Linked DNA regions of Homo sapiens: region 2 is linked to region 1. Evidence: chromatin contacts called from ENCODE POLR2A ChIA-PET data. All regions are on one chromosome and are shown on one strand. The core of a region is the stretch at or near the end of the contact, and the rest is flanking DNA. Distances in the headings are between cores, read along the strand shown. Region 1 holds the start of H1-5 (H1.5 linker histone, cluster member). Region 2 holds the start of AGER (advanced glycosylation end-product specific receptor).

Region 1 (4,814 bases), core at 550-3,049:
GAGCCACCTACTATTTCTGCGGGAGAGCTGGGCCACTGGTTAAACATTTGGAACGTTTGTTATGAAAAGATAAAGCATTTTTCATCTAGAGCTTAGGAATGACTTTTAGGAAAAACCTTACAGGATTCAGGTGACATGTTTAAGTCAGAATGTGAACTAGTTATTTAATGTAGGGCTTACAAGAATGTTCGCTGTGTTTATTCATCTCGTGTTATATGAACTAGAACCAATAAAAAAAAATCCAGAGCCAGGCTCAGTGGCTCACGCCTGTAATCCCAGCACTTTTGGAAGCTGAGGCGGGAAGATCGCTGGAGCTCATGAATTCGAGATCTGCCTGGGCATCATAGCGGATACAAAAATTAGCCGACCGGGGTGGTGCACGCCTTTAGTCCTAGCACTTCACAGAGGCTGAAGTGGGACGATCCCTTGAGCCGGGGAGGCTGAGGCTGTAGTGAGCCGAGACCACGCCACTGCACGCCAGCCTGGGTGACAGCGAGAACCTGACTTGAGGAAAAAAAAATAATCCAGTACAGAATGACACGGTCATATCAAATTGGCATGTAATAGAGACCCCATCTTGAAACTTGCTACTATATTGTCTTGTGCGTTGATAGCATATTATATTAATGCCGAACACATTAGTGACGCCGAAGTAGCTGGTGCCTAAATGGCTTAAACGCGGAAAAACCACATACAGATGATGGAACAAAAACTGGCCAATCAGATTATAGAGCGGGCTTTTTAAAATATAAGAAGCTTCTTTGTAGCTAGGCGTCTGACAAAAAGCTTGACACCAACTTAACAAAAACCAACGGCTGGAATTCATACTCTAATAACAGACTGCATGGGTAAACTACGTGGGGAGTCCAACCAACACCCTGGACTCTTGCTTGCCTTGCGTTACTCGATTAGGGTTGAGGGAGAACTGCCCGAGATTTTTCGAATGCAAGGAATCTTGCTGCCTGATCTAACATGTTGTGCACAGCCATTTTTTAGAGGTCTCTGGGTGGCTCTGAAAAGAGCCTTTGGGGCTTTGTTGCGGTTTTCACACGCCAGCTTCCTACTTCTTTTTGGCAGCCGCCTTCTTGGCCTTTGCAGCTTTAGGTTTTGCTGCTTTGGGCTTAGCGGCTTTGGGCTTTGCCGCCTTCGGCTTAACTGCCTTGGGCTTGGCAGGACTCTTGGTTGCCTTTTTCGGTTTGGCAGCGGCCTTGGCCTTCTTAGGGCTCTTCGCCACCTTTTTGACGCCAGCCGCCGCGGGCTTCTTCGCCTTCTTCGGAGTCTTCTTCACTGCCTTTTTCGCCCCTGCAGCCTTCTTGGCCTTCTTAGGCGTGGCCCCCGCGGGCTTCTTAGCTTTAGCGGCGCCTGCCTTCTTGGCTTTGGGCTTGGCTTCCCCGGAGGCCGCCTTCTTGTTGAGTTTAAAGGAGCCAGAAGCACCAGTGCCCTTGGTCTGCACCAGGGTGCCCTTGCTCACCAAGCTCTTGAGGCCCAGCTTAATGCGGCTGTTATTCTTCTCCACGTCGTAGCCACCGGCCGCTAAGGCCTTCTTAAGGGCTGCCAAAGAAAGGCCATTGCGCTCCTTAGAAGCAGCCACAGCCTTGGTGATCAGCTCTGAGACTGGGGGCCCCGTCGCTTTGCGCTTAGCAGCGCCGGCGCCGGCAGCCTTCTTAGTTGCCTTCTTCTTAGCCGGGGATTTCTCCACCGGCGCTGGGGTGGCTGTCTCGGCAGGAGCGGTTTCCGACATGGTGGCAAGAAACTGCTAGAAGAGAATAAGCTCGAAATCTAAAGAGCAGGTTTTGCGTTGCTGCTATGCTCGGGCCCCGGGCTTATATAAGCCGGCGCTGCCCTGTGATTGGTGGAGCGTCCAATCCACCGCCCTCTGGCCGCCGCCGCTCGCGGTTGGACTCCCAAATTGTGTTTGTTAGTCCTCAAAATTTGATTAAATGCTTAAAACAATGGTACAGAATTTGGCACTTTGAAGCTCCAAAGGAGGAAAACAGCCTCCAGGTTCACATACTTGTTTGTGTTTTCAAGAATCTTGTGCAATTGATGAAAGATATTTTAAAAAATCCCTTCAGCTTTTCATAAGAATCCATTGGGCTGAGGGCATCATGTTAGTTAGTAGCGTGTCGCGATAAATTTCTACTAAGTATCCAGTGAAAGTTATTTTTAAAAATTTGCCCATGAGTTCATGCTTTGATTTTTGCAAGAGAAAAGACACTGGGTTCCTTGGTTTGGGCATGAAGTTTGTTTCTAACTGTAGCAAGTAACACAGGCACAGGACAGCTGGTTGCCTACAGCCCCAACTTAACCACATAGACTTGACTTTACAAACTGGTTCTGTGTCCTAGGAGTTTCCATGTGCTAATGTCTTTACAGAATGGGATTTTGCAGCTTGGAAGAGTTCCACAGTCAGAGTGACTTCTTCTGCATTGCAGCACCAGTAATACAAATCGCTTTGACTTAAGGATCTAACTACTCAGATTCACATTCAAACTTAAATGTGTTATGTTTTCTAATTAGAGTGTTTTCTCTTTTTAGTTCCTGGGCAAATCCATTAAAAAAGGGGAAGAAAAATAATATAGATAATTCAGTTTAGAGAAAACTCAAACTTGTGGAAAATTATTCAAGAGCTCCCAGTGATCCTCAAATGCACAAACTGTTTAGGTGGCCCAGGACACTGTCAGGTTTTCGAAATGTTCTCACTGCTCCCCCTGAATCTCCACCCACATTTAACAAGCTGCACCATCAGGAATACTCTCTTCTATGAGCAGCCAGGATACATCAATATGGGTATTTTTGTGTGTTTTAGCGCTAATATTTTAGAAGAATATCTGGCTATTGACTGTGAAAAGGTTGGATTGGATATTGAGCGACTTCACATTATAGAGGTTCAGAGGAACTCAGGAAAACATAGGCAAATACACTGAGGTTGAAATAAATGAAGTTTACAATTTATGGGAGGTGGAGGGGATTGGACAGGATGCCTGGATGATAAAAATGATCAAATGATGATTTGGATTCCTAATGAAATCAACAGTCACTTATTTCTCATTCTTGAAATGCTGTGCAAGAAAATTTAAAGTAGCCAATGCACTTCATCTTCTAAGAACTCCTGGAGAAGTTGGCAGACTATGGCCAAATCTGGACAATGGCTTTTTTCTGTATGGCCCTCAAGCTAAGAAGTGTCTTTATGTTTTAAAAGTATTGTTAAAAAAAAAAAAAACAAAAACAAAGGCTGGGCACGGTGGTTCATGTCTGTAATCTCAGCACTTGGGGACACTGGGATAGGTGGGTTGCTTGAGCTCAGGAGTTGGAGACCAGCTTGGGCAACTTGGTAAAACCCCATCTTTAATAAAAATACAAAACATTTTGCTGGATGTGGTGGCACATGCCTGTAGTCTCAGCTACTCGGGAGGCTGAGGTGGGAGGATCACTTGAATTCAGGGTGTCAAGGCTGCAGTGAGCAATGATAGCAGCACTGCACTCCAGCCAGGGCAATGGAGCAAGATCCTGTCTCGAAAAAGCAAACTAACTAAAAACTAAAGAGTGTGTGACAGAGACTATATATGGCCTTTAAACCCTAAGCTATTTATTACCTAGCCCTTTTGCTGTGTTATAAATTTCTCCACAGAGACACAGATATTGTATAGGCCTCTTACCGAACAATGCAAATTGAGAACTAAAGAAAAGGAGATCTTCATGAGCAAATGATCTAACCAAGCACTTTCCACTGTTCCAAACACAAAACTTAGAAGGTCCAGGAGAAAAAAACCCCAAAACTCCATGTGTAATGGAGCCAGGGTATAACAATAAGAGCTGACACTCATTCAGCATTTACTACCTGACAGGAAGTAATCTTAAATATGTTCTACAGGTTTCTATTAATTTGCTACATTTACAGCTATACAAGATGAGGCCCAGATAGAGAATTAATAACTTGTCAAAGGTTATACAGCTATGAAGTGGCAGCTCTAAATTTTAAACCTAGAAACATGGCCTCAGCTCTATTATGGAGGGAAAATCCTTGAAGAGGTGAGAAGAGAACTATCTTCAAAGCTTGGAAGAGGCAGTGTCAAGTTGTTCCTACACCTAGCAAACAGCCACTAAAAGAGCTCTAAGTTAATTGTGGGAAGAGGCTTCTGGCCCCATGGATCAAAAGTGTTTTTTTGTTGTTTGTTTTTCTGAATCAAATCTTAAGTTTCCAAAAACTTTATACCTGTATCCAACCCTTTGAATGTGAGGACTTTTTTGTTCATCTGTGATGGTGGATATCACAAAAATTATGCACAGACTTTTCTTTCTTTCCCTTCCTTCCTTTTTTTTTTTTTTTTTTTTTTTTGAGACAGAGTCTCACTCTGTCACCAGGACTGGAGTGCAGTAGCGTGATCTCGGCTCACTGCAACCTCAGCCTCCCAAGGAGCTGGGACTACAGGCGCCTGCCACTATGCCCAGCTAATTTTTTGTATTTTTAGTAGAGACGTGGCTTCACCATGTTGGCCAGGCTGGTCTGGAACTCCTGACCTCGTGATTCGCCCGCATCGGCCTCCCAAAATGCAAAGTGCTGGGATTACAGATGTGAGCCACTGCGCCCTTCCTTTTTCCTTCCTTCCTCCCTTCCTTCCTTCCTTCCTTTGTTTTCTTTCGTCAGCTATCTTTAGTGATCCTGTATTTTAGGTGTGGCCCAAGACAATTCTTCTTCCAACGTGGCCCAGGGAAGACAAAAGATCGGACACCGCTGCACCAGTTGCTGGGATACATGCCTCTTTGCAAGAGTGAATCCAATATGAGAAAGGAAGGCACAGATATGAGGCTGA
Region 2 (5,036 bases), core at 2,464-4,963, 4.3 Mb after region 1:
TAATTCTCTGCCCTGGGGAAGGAGGATGGATTGAGAGAATGTCTTTCTCCTCTCCTAAGTCTTTGCTTTCCCTGATTTCTTGATTTGATCTTCAAAGGTGGGCAAAGTTCCCTCTGACTCTTCCCCCACTCCCCATCTTACTGATTTAATTTAATTTTTCACTCCCCAGAGTCTAATATGGATTCTGACTCTTAAGTGCTTCCGCCCCCTCACTACCTCCTTTAATACAAATTCAATAAAAAAGGTGAAATATATTGATGGGATCTCTTCCCAAGTTCGCCCCCACCCCCGACAGAAGCATCTTCTCCCCAACTTGAGTAGATGTTTGGTATAGTATGGTGAAGTATGGGGGTGAGTCCCTTTCCTTCAGGGCCCTCAAGGGTATAGGGGTGAGGTTGTGTCTCATACACACACACAGACACACAAGAGCAAGATGTGTCAGGTGTTTAATCATCATTGTGGGGGGCTCTGGTTGTAGAAGAAAGCTTGGCAAGGTGGGGTTATACAGGAGAGAGATTATACAGGAGAGAGTTGGTCTGAGGCCAGAACAGTTCAAGGGAAAAAGAAAAGGGAGCTGATGGATGGGATCTGTCTGTGGGCCCCTCAAGGCCCTCCAGTACTACTCTCGCCTGCCTCAGGTTCCTCCGACTGATTCAGTTCTGCACGCTCCTCCTCTTCCTCCTGGTTTTCTGGGGCCTTCCTGAGGAGAAAGATTGGGGGGAATGCGGCACGTTGTCGTTCCACCCCCCGACCCCTCTTCGCTTGCTGCCTGGAAGCCCTAGGTCTGAGGGGTCTGGCTTTCTCCACTCACCTCTCCTCTCCTCGGCGTTGCCGCCTTTGCCACAAGATGACCCCAATGAGCAGGGCGGCTGTCCCCAGGCCTCCCAGGATCCCCAGGGCCAGGGCTAGAGTTCCCAGCCCTGATCCTCCCACAGAGCCTGTACGGAGACAGGGAAAATTGAGAGCACAGCCACCACCACTCACCATTCCTTTCTTGTTGACCATCCCCCCAGTCACATGTGTTGGGGGCTATCTTCTGCTTCCCTGACTTTATCAAACCCCTCACCTGCAGTTGGCCCCTCCTCGCCTGGTTCTGGAAGACAAAGTTGGATCCAGTCAGAAAGGAAGACTTCGGGTTGAGAGAGGGTTATTTAGTGGGAGCCCCAGTGGAGTCTTTCCCTTTCTTTTTTTTTTTGAGATGGAGTTTCACTTTTGTTGCCCAGGCTGGCATGCAATGGTGCGATCTTGGCTCATCGCAATCTATGCCTCCTGGGTTCAAGCAATTCTCCTGCCTCAGCCTCTCAAGTAGCTGGCCTCCCAGGTAGCTGGGATTACAGGCATGTGCCACCATGCCTGGCTAATTTTGTATTTTTAGTAGAAATGGGGTTTCTCCATGTTGGTCAGGCTGGTCTCGAACTCCCTACCTCAGGTGATCTGCCCGCCTCAGCCTCCCAAAGTGTTGGGATTACAGGCGTGAGCCACCGCGCCCAGCCGTCTGTTCCTTTTTTTAGCTCAGAGGGAAGAAGGGAGAGGCTTGGCTGCTCTCTTGGCAGAATTTGGGTGGGGCAGGGGAGGCTTGGGTGTGGGTGCATGGAGGGAGAGGTGGGGTGGCTGTTAGGGATAAGGCCAGAATGGGGCAGGAAATTAGAGCCTGTGCTGTCCTGCACCCTAGTCCCAGGGTCTGTAGGGCTTGGGGAGAGGTCTCACCGATGATGCTGATGCTGACAGCACGGCTTTCCTGGGGCCCGTGGCTGGAATGGGTGGCCACACAGCTGTAGGTTCCCTGGTCCTGAGGCCCTATCTCAGGGAGGATCAGCACAGGGCTGGGGGGAAGGGGCAAGGGCACACCCTGGTGGGGGAAGGGGAGAGGAGACTATTTCAAAACCCTTGTCTTTTTGTCTCCATATCTTCAGATACCCTCTCTTCCTCCTCAGCTCCTAGCCTGCCTTTCCCTCGTTAGCCCTCTGCCCTCCCTGTTGCTAGTTATGGTTCACCCTACCTCCCAGCCCCTCTCTCCAGGTCACTCACATCCTTCATCCAGTGGATTTGAGGAGAGGGCTGGGCAGGGACTTCACAGGTCAGGGTTACGGTTCCACCAGGAGCTACTGCTCCACCTTCTGGCTCCACCACCAATTGGACCTCCTCCAGAGGCACAGGCTCTGGGAGTTGGAAGGGTTTTGAGGTGGAGAGTTACACTTGTGAGTGATCCCAGTGGCCATGGGCTTGACTCCCTCTTTCCCTAAGGGTCAGACTTCCAGAACGTGCTCACGTGAGCTTGGGGCCCTCCCCACCTATGCTCACCCCAGACACGGGGCTGGATGGGGGCTGTGCGCAAGGCCCGGTGTCGGGGAAGGCCTGGGCTGAAGCTACAGGAGAAGGTGGGACGGGGATCTCCTCCCCGGGCTGGGGTCACCATTAGCTCCGACTGCAGTGTGAAGAGCCCTGTCTCAGGGTGTCTCCTGGTCTGTTCCTTCACAGATACTCCTATGATGGGAGGATAAGACAAATTATCCCAGGGTGGGTGTGGGAGTGAGATCAGGGAGAAGGCAGCTTGGGGGGCACCTTAGGACTCACCCTTCTCATTAGGCACCAGGGGCTTCCCATCCAAGTGCCAGCTAAGAGTCCCTGCAGGGTAGCTTCCCTCTGACACACATGTCCCCACCTGGGGAAAGAGTGGTGACCTCAGAATCCTTTGAAAATGAGAGATGCCACACACCCACACCCACACACACTCGCCTCCTGTTCACAGGGCCGTTTTCTACTTCTCCTGCTTTCTTCCACTACCTTATTGGGAACACCAGCCGTGAGTTCAGAGGCAGAATCTACAATTTCTGGCTTCCCAGGAATCTCTGAAGGAGGAAAAATCCAGTCAGAGGCTGTAATTGTGAAGGTTCTCAAACTCTGTGTGTGGAAATGAGGCCAGTGGAAGTCAGAGGCCCTCATGGGCCAAGGCTGGGGTTGAAGGCTTTTTCTTAGGTAAGAGGGAGGCCTTGGAGAAGACCCTGGAATTCTTACGGTAGACACGGACTCGGTAGTTGGACTTGGTCTCCTTTCCATTCCTGTTCATTGCCTGGCACCGGAAAATCCCCTCATCCTGGATCCCGACAGCCGGAAGGAAGAGGGAGCCGTTGGGAAGGACACGAGCCACACTGTCCCAGGGGCCTCCTCCCTGGGGAGACAGGACCTTCCAAGCTTCTGTCCGGCCTGTGTTCTAGAAGCAGAGAAGCAGGGCCTAAACAGTGCAAGGCCTTTGGGAAAGGACTGTGAGGCAGAGTGACGGGGATCCAAATCATTGCTGGTCTCCCTGGAAGTTGGGAGGCTGCAACAGGAGCCCCGCTTACCAGTTTCCATTCCAGCCGCTGGGGTGGTTTCTTGGGGGCCCCCTTACACTTCAGCACCAGTGGCTCGCCAATCCGGGCTGTGATGTTTTGAGCACCTACTACTGCCCCTGGGAGATAGCACCATGGTAGAGGGGTAGGAAGGGAATGAGGGCTAACAAAATTTGGACAGGGTGGGTGAGGGACCTTGAAAGGCACTTCCTCGGGTTCTGGGAAAAGTTCTAGGACGACTGGGGTGTGGGGTTAAAGTGCTTTCTGCAGGGAGGGTCAGTGGGGTTGAGGGAGTGGCTCACCCCACAGACTGAGGACCAGCACCCAGGCTCCAACTGCTGTTCCGGCAGCCATCCTGCTTCCTTCCAGGGTCCTGGCTCTGTCTGCCCCTCTCCCTGCTGTGGCCTCCGCCCTAGGTGGGGCCTGCACCCTCTCTCCAGCCCCCATCTTTCAGTCGTCTTGTCACAGGGAATGCTAGGAATTCATGCCTTTGGGACAAGAGTCCTTCAGGTACTAGAGAAATAATTATCACCCCACCCCTGGGTACTACCAGCCTCTGGGTACAGTCACTTCCCTGGGGGATGGGGAGTGTACCCTCTAGGGTCTCATTCCCTCAGAGCCCCCGATCCTATTTATTCCATCAGTCCATCAGGGCTGCCTGGTGACCCACTGGAGCCCCATCTTGATTGCGCAAAGTTGCATCAATAGGGTTCAGGCCAGACTGTTGTCTGCAAGGGTGCAATTGGGCCTGCATCATGAAGGCAAGGCTGGGGAACAGGAGAGAAACCTGTTTGGAACTTCGTGAAAGAAAATCATTTTTTTTCTGGGGTTTCTCATGTTTTTTGAAAAAAATTCTCAACTAAACCCAGGGAAAAAAGAAATTTCTTTATTTAAAACTGCATTTTGTTTTTTTTCTGTGAAACTACACAAGTTTACAAGTGAGGAGAGAACTGCCCCCGGCCCATGCCTCCCACCCCCCCACCCATCACACTTCCAACCTGTCCCCAGTCCTGCCCGGATCTTTAATGGGAGGGGTTCCCCACTCTGACAGTCTTGTAAAATCCTGAGAATGTCTGAGGGGATCAGATGGTAGCTAGTTCAGGGCTGAGGATGGGACAGTGTTGATGTTACTTTTCCCCCACATCTGGCTTTTTGCAACCTCCTCCCTCTCCCTACCCCTTGATTTTGGTGTGACAAAAAGATACCTCATTTATGGGGAAATTGAGGAAGATACATATACAAGCACCCCAACCCATATTTAACATATTTGGCAATAACTCCCTTCCCATTCTTCCCCCTCCAATTTTCAAATAGTAGTTTTTTAAAAAATTAAAGACATGTCACTCACAGGGGAAGATGGCATCTTCAATTTCCTCAAAATTACTGAGTCCAGCCCTGCCCAAGGGTTGTGGGAAGAAGGGGGATGAGAGGCCAGCAGGGCAAGCCCTTCACTGCCTCCACATCAAATGCGGCAGAAACCTGCCTGCATGAACAAAGAACACCTAAGGGATTTTAGGGGGCAAAGCTTGGTGCCCTGTAAAATTTACTTCCTGATGGACAGGCCTGGAGCCAGGGGGGCCTCTTTACCAGTTCTGTTTGTCCCCCTTTCTCTTACCAGAACCCCTTTGGCTATCACCCCTAATATGGGAAAGTAAGAAATAAAAAAAAAAAAAGACAAGAAATCAACATATTTATAAAAAAAAAAAC

What was found. ChIA-PET counts read pairs that join two places held with the same protein, here RNA polymerase II (POLR2A).
Region 2: POLR2A ChIA-PET joins it to region 1 with 14 read pairs in BJ. The contact joins the promoter of AGER here to the promoter of H1-5 in region 1. POLR2A ChIA-PET finds 5 or more read pairs at or near these places in 2 of 52 experiments (BJ and activated CD4-positive, alpha-beta T cell).

Annotation. Positions count from the first base shown.
Region 1 is chr6:27,865,789-27,870,602 of GRCh38, forward strand. H1-5 (H1.5 linker histone, cluster member) reads right to left here and starts at 1,800. Exons shown (of 1, transcript NM_005322.3): 1 at 1,004-1,800. The coding sequence starts at 1,741. The coding sequence ends at 1,061. It overlaps H2AC16 (H2A clustered histone 16), which reads left to right. Exons shown (of 1, transcript NM_003511.3): 1 at 1-10. RefSeq lists enhancers at 1-68, 1-49, 1,620-1,729, 1,990-2,059, 4,115-4,754 and 1 more.
Region 2 is chr6:32,180,540-32,185,575 of GRCh38, forward strand. It overlaps AGER (advanced glycosylation end-product specific receptor), which reads right to left and starts at 3,714. Exons shown (of 11, transcript NM_001136.5): 1 at 3,632-3,714; 2 at 3,342-3,448; 3 at 3,016-3,211; 4 at 2,785-2,849; 5 at 2,575-2,662; 6 at 2,302-2,484; 7 at 2,029-2,159; 8 at 1,708-1,849; 9 at 1,067-1,093; 10 at 812-938; 11 at 430-700. The coding sequence starts at 3,683. The coding sequence ends at 604. PBX2 (PBX homeobox 2) reads right to left here. Exons shown (of 9, transcript NM_002586.5): 9 at 4,194-5,036. RNF5 (ring finger protein 5) reads left to right here. Exons shown (of 6, transcript NM_006913.4): 6 at 1-254. RefSeq lists enhancers at 1,789-2,307, 2,308-2,825.